Linked DNA regions of Mus musculus: all the other regions are linked to region 4. A link is a loop called in an ENCODE intact Hi-C map of the cell type or tissue named here. Cell type or tissue: left cerebral cortex. All regions are shown on one strand. Region 1 overlaps Cers6 (ceramide synthase 6). Region 2 overlaps Cers6 (ceramide synthase 6). Region 3 has its middle 38 kb from the start of Gm36174. Region 4 holds the start of Cers6 (ceramide synthase 6). Region 5 overlaps Cers6 (ceramide synthase 6). Region 6 overlaps Cers6 (ceramide synthase 6). Region 7 overlaps Cers6 (ceramide synthase 6).

Region 1 (4,000 bases), 240 kb after region 4:
GGGGCACCACCTCCGCTGTGGGATGGCAATGGCTTGGCTCTGAGCATAAACAATGGGTAAGGGGCTGGCACACAACTAGGAGAGCTTGGAGCATGAACAGAGCAGGAGTGGCCCGGGGGCCTAGTGCAGTACCCAAGGCTGCCCAGATCTCTTCTCTTTCCATCTCCCAACCCCAACCTTGGCCATGCTATTTACATTTTCTGTGCTTCAGTGTCCTGTCTGAACAATAGAGATAAGAGTGCCCACTGGGGGGAGGGATGAGGATTTACCCTAAAACCTTATGTGAGAATTAAATAAATGACTGGATGTGCAATGCCGGAGCCTGGTTTCAGACACAGCGTTGCGATGATTATCGACTCTTATACCTAGCAAGACTGAATGATGTATGTAACGAATATGACACTTTCAGCAATAGTAATTGCTCAATGAAGGACTGCTAATAAGGAACATAGCAAAAGTCACCTTTACCAACAGGGAAGCAACAACAGACCACACAGGCAGGGGTGGAAGCAGGCCTGCCTCAGTGGTGTTGAAACAGCCAGCATGGAGATGCGGAAGACAGGGAGGAGAGTGGGCTGAGAAAAGCCTCTGCTCCGGCCCAGGAAGTCCCCAGTTAGACTTGGTGAGATGTGATACAGGACTGGTTCTTCAGTCCAGCCAGGGTATAACTAAAGTAAAGTATATTTGACTGAATGTCTCATCTGTAATGATGCCGGGATAGAGTCAGTACATCTGTTTCTAAAGGCCAGGGTTCAAGTTCAGATTCCTGCCAGGGATAAAGAAATCACATCCATGTTTGCCATAGACAGATAGGCAAGGGGAACAGTTATTCAAATGTGAGACCAGGCATCAGACCCCCAAGCTACCCTCCCAGGATGGTACTTGCTAACTACACCAGCAGTGGAGAAGTCCAAGTGTGGGAGGGCTGCCCTGTAGAAAGGGAGAAACCACACACACACACCCTTCAGTCCTGTTGAAGTATTGAATGGCCAGTCTTGTCAAGATATAGTTTAGGCCTTGAGTTGTTATTCCCCTTTCAGAGTGTCTTTTCTGGCATGTGGCACTCTTTGGGACCAAGTCCTGACTTCTGTGTCTGGAGAAGAAATCGTGGCAGTCTTTGAATGTTCATTGTGGGCCTAATGATCTTGCAGAGAATGCTGTCCACAGCGAGGAGCCATAGTTTTGCCCTTGGGTGAATTGGCATCCAGTACTGGGGCATAACTCAGCAATAGAGTCCCCACTTGGCATGTAGGAAGTCCTGGTTCAACCAGCACTAAAAATCAAATCTACCTGTAACACATTTGTACGGTAAGACTTCCTGGACTGTCTTCTATCACTTACGTCACGGGAGTACTTGAAAAACATGATAGGTGGTACTGAATATGTGAATGTCTATATAAGTATGTGCTATAAAGATAAAAAATATAAATTCGTGCTTTGAAGTCACAACATGAATGAAATATATACCATATATACAAATACATTTCATCATATTATAAGTATTTCATTCATCTGTCGGGCGTGGTTCTTCAAGATCATATGTCAGTGGCAATTTCTCATGAGTACTCCAGAATAGTGAACTGAAGAGAGAAAGCAGAGTGCTTTAAGTGGTATTGGTATTCTAGATGCAAATGAAAATCTCCTTGTTTTATTAAAAAAAGATTGCTCTATGGGTTCTTTGCTCAACAACAAAAAACAATGTTATAAACTCTTCTGCAGAAATATGTGCATTCTGCCAGCATATTTATTCTATGTTTCAATCAAAACCAAATTTAAAAAAGTGTCCATAACAGATAAGATTGGGCAAAAGTCACTATAAAGCCAAGTAGATTCTATTCTTAGGATTCATTAAAATCTACTAAAATAACCTCAGTCAAGCTCTGAGGGGTCAGTGGGGCATCTGCTTTTCTCTAGGGAATTGGGTGGGCTCCTTGCAAGCATCTGTGTCCAGGCAGAGCCATGTAGCAAGAATGAGTCTCACATAAAGACCCTTCATCTCCCAGTGGTTAGTGGAACTTGGAGAAAGAAGGGTCAAGTGTGGTCTGTGCTGGGTTTGGCCGAATAATCCCGTGTGAGCATGCTCTGTGTGCTCCTAGTGTGCCATCTAGTGGTTAAGTGAGCCTTGCCTTAATGAGAAAAAAATAAAATAAAAGGTCTTTGCTTCTCCCTTGTCTCCCTGTACTGTCACCGAGATTTTATTGGGGAAAGAACTATTATTTGGGAAAGAAAAATATCATTTTCTCAGCCTCAATACATTGAACAGAGACTATGTGGGGAAAACCCCATTGTACTGCCACAGTAATTAAACAGACCAGACATTGCAAGTTGATGGTGTTCATTATGTTCATTTTGCATGACACAGAGAAATTTCTCCCACTGCATTTTATAGATGTAGGATTCACATTTATTGTGTGATGCACAGACCTTGAGGATACAGCTTGCCCTGATAGACACATTTCTCAATTTTATGTATTTAGATCCCATGCAATCACTACCCACACGAGGACATGAAGGTTTCCAGTTTCCCATCTGCCTCGTTCCTCCCTGCCCTAGTCAATCCTCCCTGAGAGGCATCCGTTCTCCTGGAATCTTGTCACCAGGGGGGTTTAGTGGCATCTTCACAGTACATATTTCTGGGTCTTATCTTTCAGAAAGAGTAAGATCCTGACATCATCCTTTAATAACTTGTCCCAAAAAGGGAAGTTTGCTCAGAACAGTCTAGGTTTGCTATTTTTCAGAATCCAGGTGTCAGTGACGTTAGCTGTTCTTTGGTGACTTTCCTTACCAAGCTCCTGTGGTGATGACTGGATGGATGGATGATTGATAGATAGATAGATAGATAGATAGATAGATAGATAGATAGATAGATAGATAACAGATAATAGATAGATAGATAGATAGATAGATAGATAGATAGATAGATAGATAGATAGTATTTTCCCAGATATATAGGTAGATAGATAGATAGAGAGAGAGAGAGAGAGAGAGAGAGAGAGAGAGAGAGAGGGAGAGAGAGAGAATTTTCCCAAGGGACTCTGTGAGCATCCAAGTCAATTTTCAAAGAAGTCGCATTATTTTTGAGTGGCATCTCTGAGACATCTGTCATAGAAGAGCTGATGCATTCATTTCTGAAATGAATGTGAGTATCATGTCACCAGCCAGTGCTCTGACACCCTGCTCAAATTAAGCCATGTGCAGCACTGGTTCTGAAACCCTAATGGTGAGACAGGCTCCCAGCCTACAACCAGTAGAATGCTACTTCGTGCTGTGCAGAACGATACAGTTGATGTGTCTGTATAGTGTGTATGTTAAGAAGCAGAGCTATAGTAAAGGTTTTGTAATTATCCCAGACATTGCTCGAGCTTATTTACTTGGTTACTAGATAAACAAATGGGAGTCACTCCTTCTGGATGCAGCTGGAAATAGAAGGTGTAAGGTGCGAAGATCCCTCCCTGACAGCCTTGGCACTTAGCCTTGTTTAGACCTAATGGTCCCTGGTCTGCAAAGTGACATTTCAAGAAACAAGAGCCACTTAGCACAAACAAGGTGGCACTGTCAACATTATCCCAATATACTCTTTCTCAGAAATAACTAGTGTTTTTTTAAAAAAAAATTTTTGTCATGATCTTGGAAAGTAGAAGATGTAAAAAGGAAATTATAAAATTCCCTGAGCTACCAAAGGAAAGCCAACTTGATTTTTAACAGCTTTAATGTACACTCTTACTTTCTCTGGCTTTCCCTCTCCCTTCCCCCTCCCCCTCCCCCTCTCCCTCCCTTTTCTCTTTCTCCCTCATGACTTTTCCCTCCATTATTAAAAATTCTTAAAATATGTTTTAGGGCCAGAGAAGTAACTTAGTCATAGTTGCTGGCCCAGAATATGCAAGAGATGCCTAAACACAAAAGGTAGACTAGAAATAAAAATATATTTAATACTTAGATTCATGTCATAATTTCTGGACTAGAGATGAAAACTAATTTGTTAGCAATTTTATATCAGGAT
Region 2 (4,000 bases), 97 kb after region 4:
TCCACTGGTTTCCCTTTAGACTTTAAATTAGTAACAGTCTTTTTTGATAAAAATTTTCAAATAGTTGTGTCCAACATGGAAATGGATGAAGACAAAGAAGAGGAATAATCAAATTTATTAAAGCTAATATTCATAATGAATGTTTGCCTGCCAGCCATTTTGTCCTTTTGTTTTTATCTTTTAAAATATATAAATTTATGTCTGATTTAGATTAGTCCTGCAGTCAGGACAATCGATTTTGGTCATGAAGCACTTGTAAAAGCATAGATAGCATTCATTAAAAATTAGGAGAAGTTACTCAAAAGCCTATTGTCCAGAAATAAGTATTTATCATTTAATGCCTCCATAGTATCATAGTTCATACATGTACCTCCACAAATGTACATGTACAAGCAGTGCTGTGTTTGTGTGGGTTTGATAGATTGGTACCTACAGATAGATGGTAAGGAAAAAGGGAGAGGGATGGGCTGTCTGCAGGCCAACTCTCCATCCTTACTTCTTCCTCTGCATCTGCATGCTGTACTTGTGTTACCATTAACCATGCTTGAGTTAGTGTCTCTGTGGAACTTGCCTTGTCAGACTGCCTGAAGAAGGCTGTGGTAACCCCATGCTCTTTGTCATCGGGATCTGTGAATCATCTACCTCTGAGTGTGCTATGGTCAGTTGTGTGTTGATATGGTGCGCTTGTCTCTACAAATGGTACACAATGTAAAGTCGCATGACAGAACAAAATAACATAAGGCATAATAACATCTTATCAACAATATGTTGAAAAAAATGTAGACACTGAATAAAAATACCAGCGCAGTTTCTCACATGTTAACTGATTAAGAAATAATCAACTACTGTAATAACTATGACACTTTTTCTTGGAAAAGTCCTTGAGTTCTCTTGTTGATGTTGGCATTTTGGTATGCCTGAACTGCTGTTAAGGAAATACCACAGATTGAGTGGGTTGAACAGAAATTATTTTCGTAGTCTTGGAGGCCAGAAGTCTGAGGTCAAGATCCTCTGAGGCTGGTTTCTTCTAAATCTTCCCTTGGCCTCTACTTTGAGGAATTTGTGTCTTTTCAAAAGGATACAAATTAAACCAAGCAGGGTCCTACCTGTCTGGGTCCTTTTAGCCTTCGCTTTCTCCTTAAATGCTATCTACAGAGTGATGCACACCAGAAGCTTGAGCGTCAACGACAAATGGAGGAGGCCCACTGGTCAGAGTGAAACAGCGTAGGAAAGGTCACAGACTGGGAGCTACTGGGAGGTGACCAAAGGAGGATAACTGAGATCAGAAGGCCAATTCCAACATCTGGTGGATATGACATGTGTGTGCGGCTGGGTTCATTTGGGCTTGTGCGCGTGTGTCTTTCTGAGCCACTCTGCTCTGCACAGTGCAAATTGCTGCCCCCATGTAGTGTATTGGGCAGAGGAAGTCATATACAAGCAGATAGGAAATTCATGTCAGCGTTCACATGGGAAGACATTGTATCTCACAGGCCCCACAGAGAAGCTGATGGAATGAGCCATGGAGCCAGGCAGTCTGAATCCATGCCTTCTCTTAAATAAAACCCTGTGGGATGTTTAGGAAAAGTGCTTGGCAACCCTGAGCCTATTTATGTATAAAATGTGTGTTTTAATAGTGGCTACCCCAGACAGCTGAGTTCATCTGTAAAGAGGTATGCTGTCCCTGATGAGTGTAGTGAGTGTGAGTTCCTTTAGTGTTACCTGTTTTCTGGCATCAGTAAAGCTGAGAGAACGTGTGAAGTAGCAAATAGCTGGCACTCTTTTCCACAGCCTGCCCTCGGCAGTGGGCTCCTTCAGCACCACAGCTACCTCACTTAAAAGAGGTAGCACTGGTGATGTTGCTTGTGAAGAAAGATGCAAGGAGATTCGAGGACAGCAGGCTTTCGGCTTACAAAGAATCTCTTGTATTCTGTGCAATCCAAGGAGGCAGAATCCACATGATTCTGCAGAACTGTCGACTGTGGCATTCACACTCACTCTCTCTCTCTCTCTCTCTCTCTCTCTCTCTCTCTCTCACACACACACACACACACACACACACACGCACACACACATGAGAAAGAAGAAAAAAGATACACTACCAGTGTGAGAGCAGAATCTCGGCCCCATTGGCTTTCTGCTATGCAAGGATGTGACAGAAGTGGATGAACAACGGTGTCCTACTTCAGCAGGGAGCGATGCCTGCTGTGTGCGCAGAAGCCAGGGCTTTTGAAGCACCACATGAGAAATGTCAGAACATGCAGTGAATCTCTTTGAACCATAGAGGTTTAAAATCTGCCCAAGTGATTCTGAGAAGATACAGTTTGACTCTACCAGGAGGGAGGGAGGGAGGAGAAAAGCCTGGTGCCCAGTGGCTTTCGCCTAGGTAAAGCCTCCTCTGCTATGGCAGGGCAGTCTGAGCAGCTTTAGCAGGTCAGCATGGCGCCTGGAGACAGGTGCTCGCTGTTTAGTGTGATCATTATCAGTTCTAAGGGCTTAAGGGAGCAATGTTCTTGAACGAGTTCGAGGGTAGAAGTCAGATGCAAGTGGTTCTTGTTCTCCCTCAATTTGTGCTACCTTGGTGAATAAGTTCACTCTACCAGATGCTGCTGGTACCAAAGGGCAACAGTAACCTGCTCGTCAGAGGATGCTGCTGGGAACAAATGGGATCGTGTATAGTGTGCATGTCGCTGTATCTCTGTTGCTTTCCACTGGGATCACAAAGCTGAGCAAGCAAAAATTTCTGAGATGCCAGGCTTCACGGAGGCAATGGATTCTACTTCCTAGCAGAGCCGTTCAGCATCTCGGCTAGGCCGCCATTACCTGGAGAACTTCAGAAGCACCTCCGCCCAGTGCCTCACTGTTGCTTCAGTTGTAGCTGCTCTGAATTTCCTGTCCTAATTTGCCATCAATCTGTTTTAAGCCAGACCTGGTGGCACTTTCTTTGTAAAATGTGGACAGTGCTACTTTTCAGACTTTATTTTATTTGATGTGTATGGGTGTTTTGCCTACACGTACATCTGTTTTCCATGTGTTTGCCTGGTGCTGGGGGTGGGGTGAGGGAGCAGACGCGAACACTGGACGCCCAGGAGCTGGAGTCACAGAGGGTTGCAAGCTGCTCTGACCCACCGAGCCATCTCTCCAGTCCTGTACCACTAACTTGGAATCCCCACCTTTAGGAGGCTGAGTCAGGAGGGCAGTGAATTTAAGGGCGGTGTGACTGGCTACACAGTAAATGTGAAGAGAGCCTGGGCTACGTTGGAACACTGCCTCAAAGCAGCAACAAAACCAAAAACCAAAACAAGAAGAGAGGACCGACTGTGTTTTGAGAAAGGAGGCTCTCTGTGGCTCCTTCTCAGCTTTGCTTTCCCTTCCTTTCCTCCCCCTCCCCAGGGGCAAATGTTGAGTTTTTCAGTGTTTAGTTGCCTTCTGGCGTCATTATCCTCGTGATGACCTTGTAGCAACCCCATTCCTCTTCAAGGGTCAGCCTGGCATCCTTAAAGACCCTTCAGCCATGCTGGTGTGTCTGGTTGTCTTTGGAGTTGGCAAGTAGACCATTAATCCTGGGGTTTGAGCACAGTCCCTAGTCACTTAAGGAGTGAATGTGGGGGTAGTGGGTGGAGGATGGGCACTTCGATGGGAGTAAGAGGGCACACAGCTAGTTCTCAAATAGGAGGATTTGAGCAGAATCCAGATGATTTTAGGGGAGACAGGTTATGTTATTCATGGGCCCTTCCAAATTTAAGTGTGAATAAAAATTTAACTAAAAGAGAATCAGGTGGACCACTTCCACTTTAAATGCAAACTGAACTGTTGGCCAGGTCTACAAAGCTATTGTGATTTGAAAGCATTAAATGTGTTAAAATCTTAAAGTTGGCTGCTTATCTGTGTATGGTATCTTAGCAACTCTTGTTTGATGGAAGGTTGTTTACTGCTCCTTAGACTCAACTGTAGGAGAGTTAGGGGTACTGTTCAGTAGATCTCCTGTGCCGGAGGCTATTGG
Region 3 (4,000 bases), 76 kb before region 4:
TTTATCTCCGAAGCCCTGCTCTTATCTGTCTTGGCAGCGTTTTTGCTTCCACTCCTGGCAGTTCGATGTCTATTTTAGTACTTCTTCCTCGCATGGCCCGTTGCACACGTACAGATGAGATGTCCAAATGAGCGCTAGCCACTTGCAGGAATCTGAATAAATTGCATCCTTCCTTTTCTCCTTTCTCAGTGAGACGCAGCAGGCTGAGGGTTACAGGAAGGAGCTGCTGAGGAGAGTGGGAAAATGATTCATTGTTTAAAAACAGCCCTCATGTGCACAAGGCAGCTCTGAGACAACAGCTCCCTATCTCCTGCAATTTTCCTCCTATTCTACCCCCATCCTTTATTCTCGTAGACTGTTTAGTATTAAATTTTAACCCAGAGTTCTACAGAATGCCCGGAAATTATTGTGCTGCTTCAGGGTAGGAACAGCCCCCATTTTCAGGTTCCCTTCAGTCCTTACCCTAGTTAATGGCAAATGTCTGACCATTAGCATCCGGAGAAAGACACGCCAGTTTGTCATTATTTTCTCCAGTGGCAAATAGTGATAAATGCTGAAAGGCCCTTTCCATGATGTGGTATTGTTCCTATGCTGGAACCACAGTTGATTAGGGGATAGAGGGATGCCATTTTCAAAGATACAAGTCCATCTTATGAGGTGCACTGGCCCTGGTCTCAAAATTATGGTCAAAGTTTGTGGAAGAAAGAGTATTTCCAGTCTTTCCATTTTTCTTGCTTCCAGTCCTGGCTACCTTAAGTCACTCTAGACTGGAATCTCAGATATTTGTTAACTGCTCAGAGTGTTCCTTGATGGTCTTTCCTCAGTGTAAAGAGCAGTGAGTTGATGGTAGACTCCAGCAACTCCAGTAACTGAAGTCCACATGGGCACTGCCTACTCTAGCTGCCCACAGAGGGATCTGCACAGAGCAAAGTCAGGCAGCCTCACATTGAGGTGAGGACCTGTCTCATCCCCAGCCTCCCATACAGATGCTCACACGTGAGATACCGTGGGCCACACGGAGAATGTTCTGGGAGCTTCAGTTTCAGATGCTCAGTGTTCTGTGTTTCCCCAGACCTAAACTAAGGAAGAGTTTCTCAAGGAGACACCTGCTCTCACCGCCATCTTTGTGTTCCTCCTCTCTGGAGATGCAGACAGGGAGGAAGCAGGGCCGGGGAATGTGGACGAACAAGGAAGGTGCTGGAGAAGTGAAGCGCACTTGATGCCTTTAAACCCAGGCTCCTTGAGATGAACTCCATTATCACTTGGTAAGGTCTAAAATGTGTCCTCCTCATGGTTTACGCTGGAGTTGCTTTCTTGGCTTTGTTTCCAAAATACATTTAGTTATTTTCACTTATTGTTCCTTATTTGAACCTAATTGTGGTAGCCTACAATAAAAATTCTGCACCCCATTCAGTGTACTATATTAACTAGGACTTTTTCCCTTTTAAACTAGACCTGGTTCATTTTTCCATGTCCTTGTTCATGTGCCTTGAACAAGTTATATATACACTTTAACATGGAAATCCATTTTATAAACTAAATCAGAGGACAAGAAATTTGACTCTTGTCTATCTATGCAAACCCTATTTTCCCCTCTTCTTCTCCTGTTTGTCTTCTCCTTTCTCCCCACACACATGGCAAGATGGCCTTCCTGCCTGAGTCCTGTGTTTATGTGACTTCCATTCAAATATCCATCAGGAGCTGAAGAGGTCACGTTTGTTATCGAAATTACCTAACTAATATGCCTTATGGTCCAATCAATATGGCTGATTTGATAAGCAAAGCATTTCAGGGAAAGCTCATGGGGCTGAGGTTGTGAGAAAGGATCACCCAATCTCTCTGAGATTTTTGATATGTTGCCCCATGTCACCAAAGACACAGTATTTACCATTATTGCTGCCAACCCTTTGGGCTCTCTAACTTTCTTTCTTTCTTTTTTTTTATGTTTTGTTTTCCTATTTTTGTAAGGCTTTGGGAATAGACATGATCAAAAATATATAAAATTAACATTAAAAACTTATACAAGAAAAATCCAAAAACATGGGGAAAATCAAAAAGTTTTGTCTACCCTAAAACTTAACAGTATCTACAGCCATGCCTGAGACCCAGGTTAGGCAAACGCTGGATACTGGTCTGTAATATTTCGTGATCCCAGCAGAGGGCAGGCCTCCCAAGCAAATGCCGATTCCACAGCACCTCCTCTAGAGAAAGAAGGGAGGCCAGCCTGAGCTGGCTGGTTCTGGCAAGACTACATGCCATAAAAAGTAAAAAACCTGTTTTCAAGACTTAGATGAATTATTGGCTGTGTACCTACAGTGGCTATTTGTGCAGGAGCACCCCAATATTTGTCTTTCCTTCTGAACTTCTGGCCTCTTCTTAAGGATATTATTTATTTATTTATTTATTTATCTAGTCAACAGCACACTTGAGAGTGTGACATTACTAACTGGCACCCAAGTTTTTGTGTGTCCTGAAAAGGACAGTGTTGGTACTCAGAGAACTGAAAGCACAGGTGAGCAGGCCTGATACTTTGGGTGGGGACTTGATCTGCTGTGTGGCTCTCTAACACTAAGACCCTGTTGTCCTCACCCGTGAAAGCAGGGATGACAAGAGAACCTTCCTTGGGTCTCCTGAGAATGAAGTGCCATCTCTACGGAACTGCCCACCTTCTAGCAAGTAAAACACTTGCAGTGTGATTATCATAATAAATGTCTTATCCCAGTGATATCACACCCATCCCTTATCACAGGGATATGAGCCTACATTGCTTATTATTACCCTTTTCATAATGGCCCTACCCTCTTTCCCACATGACAGGCAGTCTCTGGAGCATTACTGTAAGGTTTGAACTGTAGGGAGAGGGCACGTTTTCCATGGGACACTGATACATTTGAGCAAGTACAGAGAAAAATGGCCAACGTGGGGACTGGTGTGCTGACTGGGGGCTTGATTTTTTTAAGGGCACTTATGCTCCAGAGCCTACAAACGACACAAAAAGTCCTCATTTAAGCCTCCCTGAGCCCCTGGCACCATTTCCTCTGATGTGTCCTTCCCCCCAGAGCAGAGTGCTTCAGGGACTGGCTTTCTACACAAGGTAGCAGTTGTGATACTTAGTGTGCTGACCCTAACCCTCACTCTGCCTTGGCCTGAGCACAGTACCACAAGCCTCTGATTACCAAGCCTGGAAACCCTCACCCTGAGTGACTACCACATCTACATATGCTCTTGATGTTCTGAGTTGTCCTTGCTAAGGCATTTTTGGCACCAGGGGATTTGCTGACTTTATTCCAACATCCAGCCCTACTGGAAAGGGCACCTATTTACTGACCACTGCAAGTTAGAAGGTTTTGGGGGAGAGGCCTGATTTATCATATCCTCGCAGGTAAATGTTAGTCTAAAAAATTAAATGATGAAACATGTAAAGTTTATGTTCACATTTCAAGGGAACATGGGAGACTCTGAGAGGCAGAAATATGCTCTGCGTCACAGATGCTGCTATGAACAGGAAACAGTTTCCACTGGAGAGGTAGGATGGAGACAAGCAGGCTGGGCATGAGGGAAATACACAGTCCTCCTATCAAGGAGATTCTCATTTCCAACCGAGGGCTGGAAGAATTCGGGCATATGTGACTGTCCTCAAAAGGTCTTCACTTCGGATGAAGTCGTGGGGTCATAAGGAAAAATAACCAAATGCTCACCACATAGAGTTGGAGCTAGCTAGGCGGTGGTGGCACACACCTTTAATCCCAGCACTTGAGAGGCAGAGGCAGGCGGATTTCTGAGTTGGAGGCCAGCCTGGTCTACAAAGTGAGTTCCAAGACAGCCAGGGCTACACAGAGAAACCCTGTCTCAAAAAAAAAAAAAAGAGTTGGAGCTACACGGAGAGTGAGCCTTGCCTCGTTAGCAGCTCATTCACTGAAGTGCTTGCTGCATAGGTGTGAGGACCTGAGTTCAAATCCCCAGGATGCACAGAAAAATCTGGACACAGAGGTTTGCTCCT
Region 4 (4,000 bases):
GAGTGTTTCCTTTTGGGGACGATGATTTTAGGAGTAATGTTGACTCATTAAGTCAACAGTTTATGTACCAGGTACAGAAGAACAGGGATGAAGCAGGTTTAAAAACTGGAATTGTGTGACAAAACTTTCAACCTGTTAACTATGTACTAGGCAATGCTCTTTAACATTTGAAGCTACACTGTTTAATAAAATAGATATGGTTGTATATATATACCACATATATGAAATATATATATCTATATCCCCTACACACACATATGGGTTTCTTTGGTTTGTTTTGTTGTTTAGTTTTGTTTTGTGTTTTTGTTTTTAGGACAGGGTTTCTCTGTGCAGATCTGGCTGAGCCGGAACTCATTGATCTATAGACCAGGCTGGCCTCAAACACACTCATCTGCCTGCCTCCTGAGTGCTGGGATTAAAGGCGTGTGCTGATCACACTTGGCTGATATATATATGCGTGTGTGTGTGTGTGTGTGTGTATGTGTGTGTGTATGTATATATATGTATATATGTATATATACATATATTTACACACATATATACACACATACACATATACATGTATATATACACATACATACACATATATGTGTATATATATATTTTTAAAGTTTTTGAGGCTTACATTTTAGAGACAAAGTGCCAATAATGGTGTATGTTGTGTTAATGGTGGTGATGGCTTTGGGGAGGAATAATTGTACATTAACTTGAATGATAAAGGGAAGGCCCTATCCAGAGTAAAATGAAGGGAAGAGAAAAAGGATATTTTAGGAACGATGTTTCAAGGACAGAGGAAAACACACACACAAAGACTGTGTGGGTACGGTAGGTATGTTTTGTAAAGAGCAGGGAGCCCCGAGGGAAGAGAACACACGAGATCAGAGAGATAATAAGGAACCAAATGTCTTAAGACATAATGGCTTTGACTTCTGCTTGGGGGAGAACAGAGCTAAAGCAGGTTTAAGTACTGGAATTGTGGGACAAACATTTCAACCTGAGCACTATGGCCAAGAGAGGACAGTAATGGGACACAGGCAGAACTGGGGTTTGAGTGGTGATGGGGACTGCTCAGATGTGAAATGGTACGGCAGTTTAGATCAGCTGGTAGCCAAACAGGTAGTGGAGGGTGTAAGGTAATGGTTTATAAAATGACTTGGATGAATTTGTGATGTTAGAAAGGAAGTATGCAAGCAAGAGGAAAGTGGCTGCTTCCTTTTGGACTGAGCCGTGACCACAGGAAGGACAGGTCTGGAGGAGAGAGTAGTCATCGACCATCCAAAGAGAACTGCTAGGGACTGAATGTGTTCTCCCCAAATTCAGTGCACTGGCATTTGGAGGCTAAGCCCTTGGGATGTAATTAGTTTATGAGAATGAAATCTTGGGATGTAATTAACTTATGAGGATGAAACCTTGGTTGGAGCCCTAGTCAGATGACACACGGGTGCAGTCTCTCTGTCTCTGCAACAAGAAATTCTCTGCGAAGACAATCACCTGTCAGGAAGAGTCCAGGAAGGGTGTCTTTGCCACCCCTTAGATTGCCTAGAACTTTGGCTTTGGACTTTGCCTCTGCAAGTATGAGGAACGCATTTTCATTGATTGAGCCATATGTCAAAACAAACAGCCTGAATTAAGGCAGGAACTGACCTTTGCAATCACAGCTGACCTTGAGTGACTTCATTGGGTGGGGAAGGCATGAATGGAAGTTCAATAAAGAACAGGAGGTGAGAATCAGGAGGCCTTGAGAGTTTGGTTTAAAGGCAGGGAGAGGAGGAATAAATACTCCTGCCCCCATTATCTACCAAGTCAAAATGTGGTTCCCACAGTATTTTCAGAGGTTACTGGCGCAGTTCCCCATAATGCTGCCGTTACTAGCTGCTATCACCATTAGACACCATCATCAAGCAATTCATTAATCAATCATAAATGCCTAATTTCTTGTGCTACTTCATAAATCAAAATTAGGAGCCTTGTTCCTTGGGGGACCCAGCTCAAGGGGAAGCAGTAGTGTAAAACGTGCCAGGAAGGTCAAGGAGGGGGGTGAGGTGCGGGTCGGAGGCAGAAGTCTCTTGCCAAATCATCCAGCCCCAGTTCCTGATTTTCTTTTAGCACTGGAGAGGATGATCCTTCCCCTCCCACTCCTTCCTCCTTCGCCTTTGCGCCCCCTACTTCTTCTTCTGGGGTTCTTTTTCAGCGCAGGGCTCTCTCTGGAAGCTCGGCCCCTGCCAGGCTCCTTTTCGCCTCCCTGCGCTCAGGAAGAGGACAAGAGCGCAGACACTCCAGTGGGGCAGGAGCTGGCGTTCTAACCAGGTGCGACCCAACTTGGGGCTGGGACAGAGGTGCGGGACGCGCTCCAGGTGCGGGTCCAGAGCCAGAGCGCGGCCCGCAGCTCCCAGGGCGTGGGCGAGCCGGCCGCGTGTGCCTCGGTGCTTGACGGGAACACTAGCCAATCAGGGCGTGCGGCCAGGCTGCCACGTGACAGGCGAGGCGGCCCTTTTCCCAGCGCGGCCAGAGGGAGGAGTGGAGCGGATCGCGGAGCCTGAGAGTGCAGCGGCCACAGAGGAGGCGGCGGCAGGCGGAGCGGCAGCGGCAAAGGCTCCCGGCCAACCCAGCGCGCATCCCCAGTGCCCTGAGCTGCAGAGAGCTCGGAGGAGCGCGGGAGCAGCGACACCGGAGTGGACAAAGCAAGATGGCAGGGATCTTAGCCTGGTTCTGGAACGAGCGGTTTTGGCTTCCGCACAATGTCACCTGGGCAGACCTGAAGAACACGGAGGAAGCCACCTTTCCGCAGGCGGAGGACCTCTACCTTGCCTTCCCCTTGGCCTTCTGCATCTTCATGGTGCGGCTCATCTTCGAGAGGTAAGAAGGGCCGAAGTGCCTGCTCTCCCGCACACACGCACACGCGTGCACACTCGCCTGCTCCGTGGCGCACGCCCCCGCGCTTGGGCTCACACCTCCCAACCTTTGTGTTCTCTGTGGGGTCCCGATCCCTCGGCCAGGCTGACTTCTAGGGAGCTAGAGAGGGTCCAACTCGACCGCGGATTTCCTCCGGGGCGCCACGAAGGGGCGGCAGGGCGCTTGGTCACCGCCCGCGCTCCTCCTTTCCCGGCTTCCTCCTCCTAGAGAGGGTCGGCGAACAAAGGTGAGCGGAGGCTGGCCGCGGGGAACCGCTGCGCCGAGGGCTCGGCCGGCTCCCTCCGAGCCGGCACTAGGCGCTTCCAGATTGGGCTTCTCCTCCGAGGCTCGCCGCCACCCACCTGACAGCCTGGAACGATGGGGACGCGCGGCCCGGAGGGAGGAGGAGCGCACACACTTCCAGCCCTTCCACTCTTGCACGCACGCGGGCCGCGCTGCAGAAGAATTTGCTCGGACCTTTGGCTTTAGCTTGCTCCCTGGCTTCCATCCGTGACACGGAGTTTTAGGCCCTGGGTCCTGGGAAATAGGTGACGACAGCACTCCGGATCGCTACTGGTTTCTTTAAAAGAGGGCAGAACAGGACCGGTGCCCCTCGAAATAGTCATTTGAATCGATAGTAGGACCCCGTGACTAATCATAAGCGTCTTGCTGGTACCGGAAGACACTTGAAACGTTAAAAGAATTGTCTCATAATTTTTGGTATGAGTCCTCGATTTGGTTAGATCTCGCCATTGTAACTGCACACAAACTTGTGCTACTCTCACTGAGTCAGCCTTAAGTCACAGAACTAGATCTTGCCTGCTGTGCATTCAACACTTACTCGTGAAACAAAATCAGCACCGCACACTTCTTTCTTTTAACTGAAAAAAAAATCGCCTTCCTCTTTCCTCCTCCCACCTCCATTCATCAGCGAAGGCTGATTTCTTAGATCACAAATATCCATTTCTACTCTAACCTCCCTTCCCTGCCTCCAGCTCACCTTGGCTGTTGCTCAGGCTGCTGCTATCTTGTTTACTGTTGGTTTGCCTAAATCCATTATTGAGAATGTCAGAATGTATCTTTTGTGTCTTTTGTTGCCTGAAATAGC
Region 5 (4,000 bases), 180 kb after region 4:
CACATACAAACACAACATTACTAATACACATTAACTTAACTCAGGGATTAATTACTATCTTAGAATTCCCATACATAATCCAAAAAGCCACACATTTATTGTTTTATCTGTACAAATGACAGTGTATTTAGGCTGTCTTTCTTCAGCCATGTGAGAGCCAGGAGAGTTTTGTTGGTTTTTCCTTTTGAGACAGGGTCTCACTATGGAGCTCTGACTGTCCTGGAATTCACTATGTGGATCAGGCTAGCTGAGGACTCAGGTCCCCCTGCCTCTGCCACTGAAGTTCTGGGATCAAAGATGTGTACCACTATGCCTGACAGAAGGGAGTTTTGATGGAGATCGGAAACTGAAATTTTGTCTCTAAAATACTAACTTTAAGTATAAACCACTTACCTTTCACATCTTTGATAAAACAACACAAAAACTCATGTTCTCTTTTTAATTTTGAAAGAAACTTCTATTCCCTGAGCTTTGGTACTTGCTACTTCTTTTAAATGTATGTACGTATATTTAAATGCATATACATGATTATATTTTTATTTAATCTTTAAGCCTGGTAAACTATATACTACTTATAGAGTTTCTCTGATTGTTTAATACTTCTTCTCTCTTTAGCCTAAACTGCCACAATTATTTCAGATGGTAAAGCAGTCAGACCTTAACTATTTTTATGTTAGATTCATGATGGGGTCTCTATATGAGAGATGATACCAAGAAACATGACATTATTTACTCTTTAAATAAAAGTTAAAAAAATAATTATCACTCATGTCTTTGTATATGGTCTCTATACAAATGAAGGCTTCAGGCTAAGCCCCAGCAGTGTCCAAGGCTCTGTCCTGCCACTGAGATTGGGTTTGTTGGGGGTGAACAGATCCATAGACGCCTCCTCTGGGCCTCTGTATAATTATTGATGGATGGGCTTGCTGTTCAGTTGGTGTCTGTGAGCAGATGTGCATAATGTAATGAAAAATCCCATTGTACTTTGTGGTTTAGATTGAGGGTGTTAAAGGTAGTTTTTCATCTTCTACAATGCAACCTTAGTCTTAATAAGATACTTTGTAAGTCAGCTGAAAATGAAATCTGTTGGTTTGTAATTTAGTAGCTGGTAAGCATCATTTGGGAAGTGTGGTCTTATAATGCTGTGTTAGCTTAGACTGTTGTAACAAAATACAGCGGCTGGCTGAAATGTAGTCCTCTCTGCCCTGGAGGCAGCAAGCTCCTAATGAATGTCTGGCAGGCAGTACTGTCTGGTGAGGGCCCACTTCCCTCAGCAGACCATCTGCAGATGGCCACCTTTTACTGAATTCTCCACATGCTCTCTGTTCTGAGCATGTGCGTGGAGAGGAAGGAAGCTATAGAAAGGATCTGCCTCTGATGCAGTGACGTTGGGTCTTAAATTATCAGCATATCAGCTCAGGATAACACAAATCACTCCGTGGTAAACGTTTAGAAATTAAAAAGAATAGTGTTAATTCACTAGCTGTTGACCAATACGAACATGGGGTGACACAGTAAGGCCAAGTATCTCACTGGTGAGTGAGAACATGGGGCCCTCCGTGTAAAAGGCCTGGGGAATTTCTGTAGATTAAACAGCATTTGAGAGGTCTTTTCAGTGTAATAGCACTCAGAGTTATTAGGTAATAACCACATACACAAAAACGTGGAATACATTCTGCATGTCTGCCCAGTGCTATAATTGCTCATTCTTTATACCTGGGGGTGGGGGGAGAGGACCTGGGGGGGGGAGGACAGTGCAAGAGCCTGGGTAGCTCTTGCAGCTCACTCTACTGACTAGCTAGGTACCTCTGGGTTCATTACTGTACCCCACCAAAGTAGGCTCTGGAATGACACTTTCATGCGTTTGGGGGTGTGTATGTGTATCACAGTAGCTCAGATAGGATGGACATGATAGGAGTTGTCTTATACAGACAATCTGAAAGTAAGCCAGTCTTAACAGGACACCCATCTCAAAGCCAAAGGTGGCACTCATTGTCTCCCTCCAGTGGCCATGAAGGAGTGTGACAGACTTGCTTCCCAGTCACTGTTAGGAGAAGCATCCCAAAGTAACTCACTCTGCTCACAGCCCTACTGCTGGAGGCTAGCTATACAGGGGCTATTTTAAAAGAGGTTGGGTGAGAGCCACTGCCTCCAGCAAAGAGTCCCTGCTGCAAATGGTTATTAGAGCCATTTCAGCTCATCTGTGCTGAACTGTAAAGTAATAATGAGTTGTTTAGAATCAGCCATTTTACAGCCTATACTACGTTACCACTAAGTATGGGTCATGGTCTAATGGTGCGATGTTCACTTGGGAGCCTCAGAAATGCAGAGTTCCCTTCCACCCCCAGTCAGACGTACTGAGTCACAATCTGTGTTTTAGCAATTTGATGAGCTTGCCAGGTCCTTTGCAAATCTTTTAAGGCAGGCACCTGCTAGCTGTATTACATTGATTACTGACAAGTTGTACATGGATTAAATGAGATAATGTGTTCAAGTTACCTTAAGTCTGTCCCGAGCTTAGTAGCGTTATTTACACAGTCAGGTGTGAAGCAGGAAGAGGCTGCTCCCGAGCTTCCAAAACAGTAAAAATTGAGACTTACTGAACTTCTCAGATTTTTGACCTATTAAAAATAATATTTTATTTATTCTTTGAAAATATCATATATTAATATAGTGTATTTTGATCATATCTGTCACTGTTATGTTTTATAAAAAGATAAGGAGAGAAGAAATATGTTTTGTGGATGTGTAGTCAGGTTTGGGGGAAGGGGGTGCCTCTGCAGGCCCAAACTGAGGTATCCCTTCCCCCTGAGGGACCAGCCACAAGAGGGTATAGCATAGAATAGAGTTTATTCAAGGCACAGGGTGGGTAGTACAGACAGAGAAAGGCGGAGAGAGGGAGTAGAGGCTGGCCATGAGCACATGGAGAGGGGGCGGGGAGAGGAATGGGAGAGAGGACAGAGGGAGAGCAAGAAGGCAAGAGAGGAGGGGCAAGCAGCCCCTCTTATAGTGAGTCAGGCACACCTGGCTGTTGCCAGGTAACTGTGACGTAGAGCCTAGACAAAATGCTAACAGTCACTACCTCCCCCCAAACTCCCCCTAGTTGTTTCCCACAGTCTTATTCCTTACTTTATGTGTTTTTAAATTTTTATTACATGAGTATTCTATGTCATTCATTTTCTCTCCATTTCCTTCCTCTAACTCTTCCCATTCCCTCTGTCATCCTCATGGCTGCTCATTCCTTAATTATCATTGCAACAGACATATATATGCTTATTTGTTGGTTGATGAAGACAATTTGATGAGGCCCCTTAGTGTAATTCTTATCTGTAGGTGTTTAGAGATGATCCCTTAAGAGCAGAACTTGTCCCTGGAAGGGACTGATTCTCCCTCTCTCCAAAACCATTAATGTCAGATCAGTGTGAGATAGACCTGTGTCCTCTGCAAAGGGCAGCCAGATGGCAGGACCACTGAAGCCATGGGTCTAGGAGCTGAACATCCACACAGGGAGGGGCTTCCGTTTTAGAATAAAACATATGTTGAGAAGCTGAGAGAGGAAGAGAAGCCCTGGGTGCTGGGTTTTCCTGTGTCGGGTGTCCTGCGTGCACACGAAAGGATGACCATAGTTAAAGAGATCTATGCTGTGTCATGAAGGGTAGATACACTGTGCCCTGGGGGCTTGAGGCTGATATTTCCAGAAAGCTCTTCCAGGCCTGCTCGAGGTCTCACACGCGCCTGTCATTTGCACTCGGGACCTGCTGACCTGTCTACTTGAGCAGAGGTGCTGAGGCTGAGGGAAGTGTGTGCAGGACATAAAGTTCCCCTGGGAATTTTCAGCAAATTGTATAAATAACTTTATCAGAGGTAAAAGCAATAAACAACATTGTACTGACCTTCAAAATAGATTTTATGCTATGCCCACATTTTTAAAACATGCTTATGTATGTACATTTAAAAATAAATCTATTATTTATATCTCTATCACATAGGGAAAAAACAA
Region 6 (4,000 bases), 75 kb after region 4:
CACGATTGCATGTAGAAAAAGACTGTAAGTTATGACATGTACTTTACATCTTGCTTGTACAATTCCATTTCCATCCAGTGTTTCCTTCCTTTGTTTTCTTATGGTGTAGGGAATCATGCTTGATCAGTGAAGTCTCATTAGAACTACTAAGTGTCCTTAGAGTTTAAACGGTCTGTTCTGTTTTCTTTGTTTCTTGTGTATTTTGTTTTGGGACATGGTCTCTCTCTATAGTCCTAGCTGTCCTGGAATTCTGTATGTAGCCAGGGTAGCCCCGTACTTACAGAGATCTGCCTGCCTTCTGAGTACTTGGAGGTTAAAGGTCTGTGCCATCGTACCCAGCCAAGAAGTTTAAATGTTCTTAAAGAGTTACTTTTTTTTAAAGTGATTGCTGGTGGCCTCAAATAAGGTCTGCTTTATACTTCATCCATGTGAATGTTACCGTAAAACTCTACAAACATCTAATTAGAATAACGTAGTCATTTATAATCAACGCTACGAAGAGCTGTTATAAGAAGTGTCAGTTCTCATTTATTTTCTTCTCTTTCTTTTTAAACCTTTAGATTCATAGCCAAACCATGTGCCATAGCCCTCAACATCCAAGCCAATGGACCACAAACTGCCCAGCCAAATGCCATTCTGGAAAAGGTTTTCACTGCTATAACAAAGGTATGTGTCTGCCGGGTCCTTATGTTTCTCCACCACCACAAAGCAGCCATCCCATCCTTTCTCTCCTGGGTTCTGACAGGCAACTTTGTTTCCCATTGGACAGTAAGTCCTTGGAGAGATTGTACCTGCTATAATTGGCCCAAAGTGTAAACAATAGATAAAGGGTGTGTGTGGCCTCTTGGTTGCCGATTTTACAAGCTAGACCATGGAAAGGTCTTGATTAGATAGAGGTCTGTCCAATCCAGTGCCTTTGTCAGTCTCAGGCGACATGAAGCATGCAGATAAGGGCTGGGCGGGGACTACCCGGCAGAGCTTACAGTGTGGTGTGGACCTATGTGAGAACTGGGACCTGATGGCATGTAGTGCCTGCCAGCCGTATGTCCCAGAGGCCGTGATAGACTAAACATGGAAGACAGTGAAAGGTCAAAGGAAGGAATTAGGTCAGCAGAGTCAGACCAGAAGGGATAGACTCACAGCGGAGAATGAACGAAGAGATGGGACATTCAGTCTCCAGGGTGTCTAAATGAAGAGCAGGAAGAAGAGAAAAGAGAGGAAGGGGGAGACAAGTGACCGACACATACTTAAGCACAGAGAGGAGGAAGAAAACACCAGGGGCCCTTGAACTGAAGCAGGAAGAAAAGGAGACAAACCAATGCAGAGCCCATCCAGCTGCTTCTTAGTCCTTCTTCTCTCTTTGCTCACCCTTGGCTGGATGAGAAACCAGGAAACAGGAGAAATGGAACATTGCTCTCTGTGTTTCTGTATCAGATGGTTCCTTTGTCCTCTTTCAAGTATTCAGTGCTGCTGCTGAAGCTGTAATTTGACAGTCTTACACAAATGATGTTTCCTTCTGGTGTTTGTGGGGCTGGCGTTAGTACTCAGACTCTCGGCTTGCAGCTCTGAGTACAGATGCCCAGGCAGCTCTCTTTGTTTTGTTGCTTGCCTTCATGTCTGCTAAAAGTCTACAGGCATTTTCTCTGGCCTCTTTAAAATGATACTTTTCCATGAAGTTTACCTTCCTGAAGTGAAATTTCACTCCTATTAGGTTCCTTAGTTTTTCTCCCAACATTAAAGATCTAATCCAGGCCATTACAAATGCTGGAGAAGAGCCACATTCCCAGCCCTGCTGAGCCATGTTGTTTGTTCTGTAGTGTCTGTAGGCAGGAGATATTGATGGAACAAGTACACAGCCTCAAAAATGCCTGGGGAGGCTGTATGACTAAGTACAAACATAGCTTGCTGGCTGTCAGATTCCCCTTTCCTCCAGCTACTGTTGGACACACTGTGCCTTGGCACTGGGGGCAAAGTTCAGACAGGCCTCTCTCCCAACTACAGGCTCATCGCCCACACATGATGGATAGATGGCCTCTAAAAGCATCTCAGTCTCTGCTACAAGATTGCAAGTAGGCAAGAGTCACCTTAGCTGAGTCACCCATGAATGAAGCACAGAGGTAGCAGCCCAGCCCCATACCAGAAAACCTCAGCGAGAAACAAAGCCTATCTCACATCTCACATTTCTCTGCTCCACCCTTGTTTCCCATGACCCTTCTGGGGATCTGAAGGCAGTAGTTATAAGTAGGTAGGGGACAGAGGAAATGGGATAGGTGGATCCTGGGGGGGGGGGCAGGAGATGGAAAGGGGACAATAAATGCCTATGTGGGACTTCTGTATGAGCCCAGACTCTTGGCATGCTTGCACATGGTCATTGCTTCTGTTAGATTTGACTTGCAAGAACACATTACATTTGAAAAATGGTGTAGACTTTTAAAATATAAGCCATAGAGCATTAACCTCCCTTTAGAATGTGACCCCCTGCTCTGTGTGACAGTACTGCTCATCTTCTCTGCTCAGGTCACTCTTACCTCTGACATCAGCTGATGGATATAAGTCATGACATTCTTCATCAGTTTCTTCTCTTGTCATAACATCTGTCTCTCTTTTTTCTCTCTCTCCTTCCTCTGCTCTACAGATAAAATCTGTCATATAAAATACTGTGGAGAACCTACCTCCCACCTTAAAGGGAAATCTATCACATTCTAAACACCATAGAAACATGAGGAAATAATTAGGACCCTGGTAGGACCTGAGACAGACCTGAGTCTGTAAGTTGGCACGCTACCTTTTCCTTACTAAAGTTTGGCCTTCAGCAATTTTTTTTTTAACCTTTGGAGACCTTAGAAATCTCCAAATAATAAACTCACAGGCTTTCATGAGGATTAACTAAATCAACAACAACACAGCATGCATGCACACGCGCGTGCACACACACACACACACACACACACACACAGAGCATTTAGTGAATGATACAGCATCTATTTCAGCCTGTTTCCACACTCTCATTGCATCACTCTTCTGAGGAGTGCACACGCTGCTACATTGTATCTTCACAGATTCAGATTCTGAAGTTTGGGAATGGAGCCAAAAGACCTAGAGTTATTAATGGCTCTTAGTCCATTTAAATACACCAAGTGATTATTTTTCCCCAATGATTATTTTTGAGTGTCTGTCTTTTAACTGGTTTTATCCCCTTATCTCATTATATTTTTAATTTGAATTTCCTATTTAAATTGGTTCTAAAGCTATGAGGGTAAAATATGTAGCAGTTATGAAGCGACATTTTATGTTGTTGATTACCTTTTCTGAGGGAGACACAAAAAAATGTCTCTTGACCTCAGATGGGCACCAGTGTCCAACAGAAGTACTATTTTACCAAAGATTAGCATGGTGTTACCAGTGATCTTATTGGTCTTCCAGCAGAGAGCATAGGAGAGGAGTTTCTCACAAGAGTCTGTGTGATACACCAATATCTGAATCACCATCTAGTTCCACAGACTGTGGTGACAGCTGCATGCAAAGTGCATAATGGAGTCCCAATTTCACTTAACCCTTTACTTCCTGTGTACTCTAGTACCTCCCCAGATCCCTTGCAGATGGGAAAGGAGTGATGGCTCTGCCAAGGGGGGGGGGCGCTACTGATCCCCCTTTTCTCCAGTCACAGCTGGAGTCAGGAGCTAGAAAAGTGGCTCAGTGGTTGAGTGCTTGCTGCTCTTCCAGAGGACCAGCGTTCAGTTCCCAGCACTCATGGCAAGTGAGTCATAAACACCTATAACTCCAGTCCTAGGGATCTGATATCCTTCTGTTCTATGTGGGCATCTTCAGGCACTTGCTCAAGTACATACAAACACATGTGTGAGCTCTCTCTTCACCTCTCTTTTTCCCACTCCCTCTCTCCCTTCTCCTCCTCCTCCCCGCACAGATAATAAATTAATTCTTGTATAAAAATTGTAGACAGATTCTCTAAAATTTGTCCTCATTTTTTTTTTCCATCTTA
Region 7 (4,000 bases), 190 kb after region 4:
GCTGCCTGTTGTCAGGAAGGTCAGGTAGTCACTTATATGTCGATATTGCACCTGGTTGTTATGCCTATCATAACCTAGTGAAGACAGGACTTTGTGCATTCATACTGAGGCGCATAACCAAAGTCTAGTTGCTTTAGCAGATGGAACAAACCTGGAAGGTTCTTTTGTTGAACAAGATGCGGCTGGTTCCTGTTTCTCAGTACAGAGGGAAGTCTGAAGGCTGCTGGCAGTGCAGGCTTACCCCCACAGCAGATGTGAACATTCAAGTGCGTGCGGTGCTGGAGCTGGCCCGCTGAGTTCTGTTGACTTTGTAGCTTAGAAGTGGCCTCTAAAGACGTAAATCACCACGGACTACTTCTCCAAATGCAGAAAAAATACACTAATGCCATCATCACACATGGCTGAATTGTTTCAGTGAGGAAAACAGTAGACACCATCTTTGAAATTAAGTCATAGCCCTGAAAAGGGAGTGTTTTCCGTCTCTGCCCTTGCTATTCTTTCGCATCTTCTTATGAGTTCATTACTATTAGCACAAGTCTTTGCTATCCCTAAATCGATTGGTAATGGAATATCAATGGTGGGACCAGGAATTTTCTAGGTACTCGGGACATGTCCTGTAAGGGAAGCAAATGGAACCAGGCATTGTACTGAACACCTTCAGGTACATGTGGACTTCTGTGCACATAAGGCCTTTCTATACCTTCCCTGTTCTCCACATAGCTGCAATGGGTGGAGGCTGACACTAGGTACTCCTTCTAGGCTAAGGGTGACTTGAAATAGAACTCTACTTTGCATTTGAATCCCTTAATTTATTTAGATTGGGAATGAATTTACATAATCAGCATGACACAGTTAGAAAAAGCTGAGAATTCCTAAGACTGTGGCATGGAGGACAGAAACCAGCCGGTTACCTTACCGGTTGTCTTTAGCCCAACTGGACTTTACTATCCACACCTATCTACATTTCTACTTGAAAAGGCTTCTAGGAACTTTAACTGGAAAGTTGGCATGCCATCCACTGCAGTGCCCCACATTTCAAAGGTAAATTTTGTAACATGAAAGACATTGTGATCAGTGTCATATAAAACGTACCACTTAACCTTGTTTCTAACTGTAAATGTAGCCGAAATAACTCTTGCATTCTGCCTGTAGCTGAGAAGTTGCTTGGTTTCAGATGAATGCTAGGACAGTAGCCCAGAATGTCGCTGTGGGCTGTTTTACAGAAAGCACAAGAGTCTGAGGGGCTAGGAGATAAGGTTATATTTAAAAGTGGAAACACCACTAGGATGGAAAGGAAGATGCCCCATCTGTGTGGATTCGGTTAAGAATGGCCTTGTGTTCGTAAGGTATCATAGTCCAGTACTGAGTAATTCTGCCCAGTGCTCCCCAAAGTGAAGAGAAACTCATGATCTCTGGCAACAGTAGTTAGCCGTGCCAAGAGCCATATGCTAATAAAATTAATGACTTTCTTTGTGTAGGGGGCATAGGAAATGAAATAGCATGTATGCAAGTATAATACTTTGTATAAGTCATATGTATATAAATACATACAGCAGATTATAGTCCAGAGTCTGTCTCAAACCTTCAGTGCACTTTTAAATATTGAACAAGCTCATGAAATTATTCATTATTCATTATGTCTTTAACACATATATTATATAAGTAACCGGATAGATTTCTAGGTGAAAAAATAGTAGTGCACTTCAATTTTAAACATTCCCTCTTTTATATGAGAGTGTCCATTCGTTACACATGTAAGAGTTCCATATGGGTGTGTATTTTAAGGATAAAAGTAAGACAGGCTTATATGCAGTTGACTCTTGCACAGCTCGTTACAAGGGGCATGCGTACACGAGGCAGGAGAAGTCTAATGCAGGGATCAGGGCCTCAATAGCTCTGAGACCTGGATGTAAACTTTTAACCTGAGTTAATTGATAGCAATTTTCTGTCAGCTGTATAATCTAGATGAAAAACGAGAGTAGTAATTTTACAGATTTCATATGCTCAGAGTGAGTCATGGGAGTGTTTCGCCAACTGCAGAGCGGCTGGCGAGTGCTGATTACTGCCATGCTCCCGCAGGAACTCTGCCCTTCCCATCGTGATCTGACTTGTCCTGTGACCCCCTCCGAGGCACATTCCCAGATGAGGATGCCAGAAGTCAGAAAATCTCATCAATACCAAATCTGACCTCAGCTCCAGCCAGGGCCATTTTCCCAGACTGCATTGCTGATAGCATTTGCCTAAATACCTTGCTAATGTCTTTCAGTCTTAAAGAGACATGTCAGTGGGAAGTAGATCTCTTTCAAGGTACCACTGGGCACTGATGCTTCCTTCACTGGGCCACAGGATTCCGCAGGAAGACCTTGTGAGGTCCTTCATGAGAGTTCCCCCTCTCATGGCCTCCCTCCTGCCCAGCTGTCCTCCAATCTGCACATTCCATCACAGGGACTATGCAGTTTACCACATGGCTTTGTAGAGACACCAGCTTTCAGTCTATAGCAATTTTCCTTGTCACTTAGAGTTTAAAACTGCTGATCTAACGTCTAAGCCTAAAGTACCTCGTCAGAAATATGAGAGAGACATAGTTTCCTTGATGCCTGTCCTGAGTGAGTAAGGGCCATCTTGTGATAGCTATCCATTGCATTGTGATTGGCAGATGGTGCGTATAACATTAATTTCCTTTACAGTATGGAGTCTTGCCTTCTGAACAGTAGTCTAAATGTATTTGAAGAGCTTTAGAGTTTTGTTTTAGTTCTTTGAGTAAACCAAGACACTTCATTATAGCTCAATAAATATAACCAAGAGTAGCTCATCAAAGTGTTGTTGAGAAAACATTAAATTAAATACACTTCACTGACTTTACTATCTCCCTGAGCCTCTGAGGCAGTCAGAACAGGCATTATCTTCCATCCCTGGCCCCTGCCATTTTTTAAGTAACTTTACTACCAAGCTATGGAGCTGGGCCTTTATCTCAGACATCCTGGCTATCTGCTTAGTCAAGTATGTTGGCAGCCTTCCTGTCCCTCTGATCTTTAAATAAATATCTCAGAATCATCTGTTTTGAATATAGCATCCTATTGCCCATTTTCTAAACATACAACTCTCTTGAACTTGTGCTTCATTGACCATTCCGGAAAGCATCCATGCCACCCACTAGTTCTGTGCTTTGAACTGTCACAACAGCTGTCCTGTGTGTGCTCCAGGACATGTCTCCAGTTGCCTGAGGGATCTTGTAGCTGCTGTATGTGAAGGAACCGTAGAAGCTGTTGTTCCGTTCAATAATGAATTGAATCCCAAACTGCCGTGGTGGCTAATGCTTTCTGGGTTTAAGATGAAATGGAATTACTGCTCTCGAGCTGTGGTCTGTAGGCAGCCTCCAGAGTACTGTTGTGTATCAGAAAACAATGGGACTGCATGGGGTTGCATGTGTTCAGCATAAGCCTGGCTTACCAGTCAGTGTGAGCCTCTGGCTTTTGGGATACAGATTGGGTTTCCCGTTGAGTAAACCTTCCCATTTTTTCTTTTCCTCAGCCACTCACAGCTGACCTTCACTACTATTACATCCTGGAGCTGTCATTTTATTGGTCTTTAATGGTTTCCCAGTTCACAGATATCAAAAGGAAGGTAAGAGTCGTGGTGTTACATGGGCTTGGTTTAAGGTGGGTGAAGTGTCAGAGGCATCCCTGAGCTGTGGGAGCTGTGGTTAGCATCAGTTCCTGCATTGTTGCAGGAATGCTATCTGTCTGTGCTGTTTCATATTCTCTTCCCCCTCCAGTCTTGCCGCCAAACCTGGTGTTCTCTATTAACCATGCAAACCTACAGCAGCAAAGCCAGTCAAATCTGTAAGGTGGGAATGGGAAAATTGCAAGTTTAAGGTGAACCTTAGCTATATAGTAAGGGTGAGACTCTGAGGCCAGCCTGGGCGGCAGAGCACTCTATCTGAAACACCCGAATATGGATACACAATTATATATGCAAGTTCCTAGACATACTTAAATTT

Evidence for each region. Hi-C counts contacts between places; a loop is a spot of excess contacts. Peaks named below come from ENCODE experiments on the same cell type or tissue, not always from the same donor. Only the 100,000 strongest peaks of a DNase experiment are listed, where the experiment ranks them.
Region 1: a loop joins it to region 4, with 6 times the contacts of the local background. A loop is called at or near these places in 4 of 42 quality-filtered maps.
Region 2: it touches region 4 in a loop (2.4-fold over the local background); 3 of 42 quality-filtered maps call a loop at or near these places.
Region 3: it touches region 4 in a loop (2.8-fold over the local background); 6 of 42 quality-filtered maps call a loop at or near these places.
Region 5: a loop joins it to region 4, with 2.9 times the contacts of the local background. A loop is called at or near these places in 8 of 42 quality-filtered maps.
Region 6: a loop joins it to region 4, with 2.2 times the contacts of the local background. A loop is called at or near these places in 7 of 42 quality-filtered maps.
Region 7: it touches region 4 in a loop (1.9-fold over the local background); 8 of 42 quality-filtered maps call a loop at or near these places.

Annotation. Positions count from the first base shown.
Region 1 is chr2:69,098,839-69,102,838 of GRCm38, forward strand. All of the region lies in intron 8 of Cers6 (ceramide synthase 6), which reads left to right. Among named protein-coding and RNA genes, the nearest start is that of Gm39840, 29 kb to the right of the region's middle. In left cerebral cortex, a CTCF peak has its summit at 2,108 (motif pointing left); a DNase peak (open chromatin) is centred at 2,075.
Region 2 is chr2:68,955,753-68,959,752 of GRCm38, forward strand. The region is part of intron 3 of Cers6 (ceramide synthase 6); the gene reads left to right. Among named protein-coding and RNA genes, the nearest start is that of Gm52515, 10 kb to the right of the region's middle. In left cerebral cortex, no CTCF peak of the experiment used is centred here; DNase peaks (open chromatin) are centred at 1,766 and 2,184; H3K27ac peaks cover 1,731 bases.
Region 3 is chr2:68,782,737-68,786,736 of GRCm38, forward strand. No RefSeq gene overlaps it. Among named protein-coding and RNA genes, the nearest start is that of Gm36174, 38 kb to the right of the region's middle. In left cerebral cortex, a CTCF peak has its summit at 2,149 (motif pointing right); DNase peaks (open chromatin) are centred at 165 and 2,167; H3K4me3 peaks cover 293 bases; H3K27ac peaks cover 85 bases.
Region 4 is chr2:68,858,950-68,862,949 of GRCm38, forward strand. Cers6 (ceramide synthase 6) reads left to right here and starts at 2,492. Exons shown (of 10, transcript NM_172856.4): 1 at 2,492-2,856. The coding sequence starts at 2,687. In left cerebral cortex, a CTCF peak has its summit at 2,500; DNase peaks (open chromatin) are centred at 2,185, 2,481, 2,913, 3,307 and 1 more place; H3K4me3 peaks cover 2,066 bases; H3K27ac peaks cover 1,510 bases.
Region 5 is chr2:69,041,645-69,045,644 of GRCm38, forward strand. The region is part of intron 4 of Cers6 (ceramide synthase 6); the gene reads left to right. Among named protein-coding and RNA genes, the nearest start is that of Gm52515, 75 kb to the left of the region's middle. In left cerebral cortex, a CTCF peak has its summit at 2,011 (motif pointing left); DNase peaks (open chromatin) are centred at 1,284 and 1,997.
Region 6 is chr2:68,933,955-68,937,954 of GRCm38, forward strand. Cers6 (ceramide synthase 6) reads left to right here. Exons shown (of 10, transcript NM_172856.4): 2 at 561-666. Among named protein-coding and RNA genes, the nearest start is that of Gm52515, 32 kb to the right of the region's middle. In left cerebral cortex, no CTCF peak of the experiment used is centred here; DNase peaks (open chromatin) are centred at 1,542, 1,833 and 3,832; H3K27ac peaks cover 2,069 bases.
Region 7 is chr2:69,047,249-69,051,248 of GRCm38, forward strand. Cers6 (ceramide synthase 6) reads left to right here. Exons shown (of 10, transcript NM_172856.4): 6 at 3,532-3,624. Among named protein-coding and RNA genes, the nearest start is that of Gm39840, 81 kb to the right of the region's middle. In left cerebral cortex, no CTCF peak of the experiment used is centred here; DNase peaks (open chromatin) are centred at 200, 929 and 1,973; H3K27ac peaks cover 124 bases.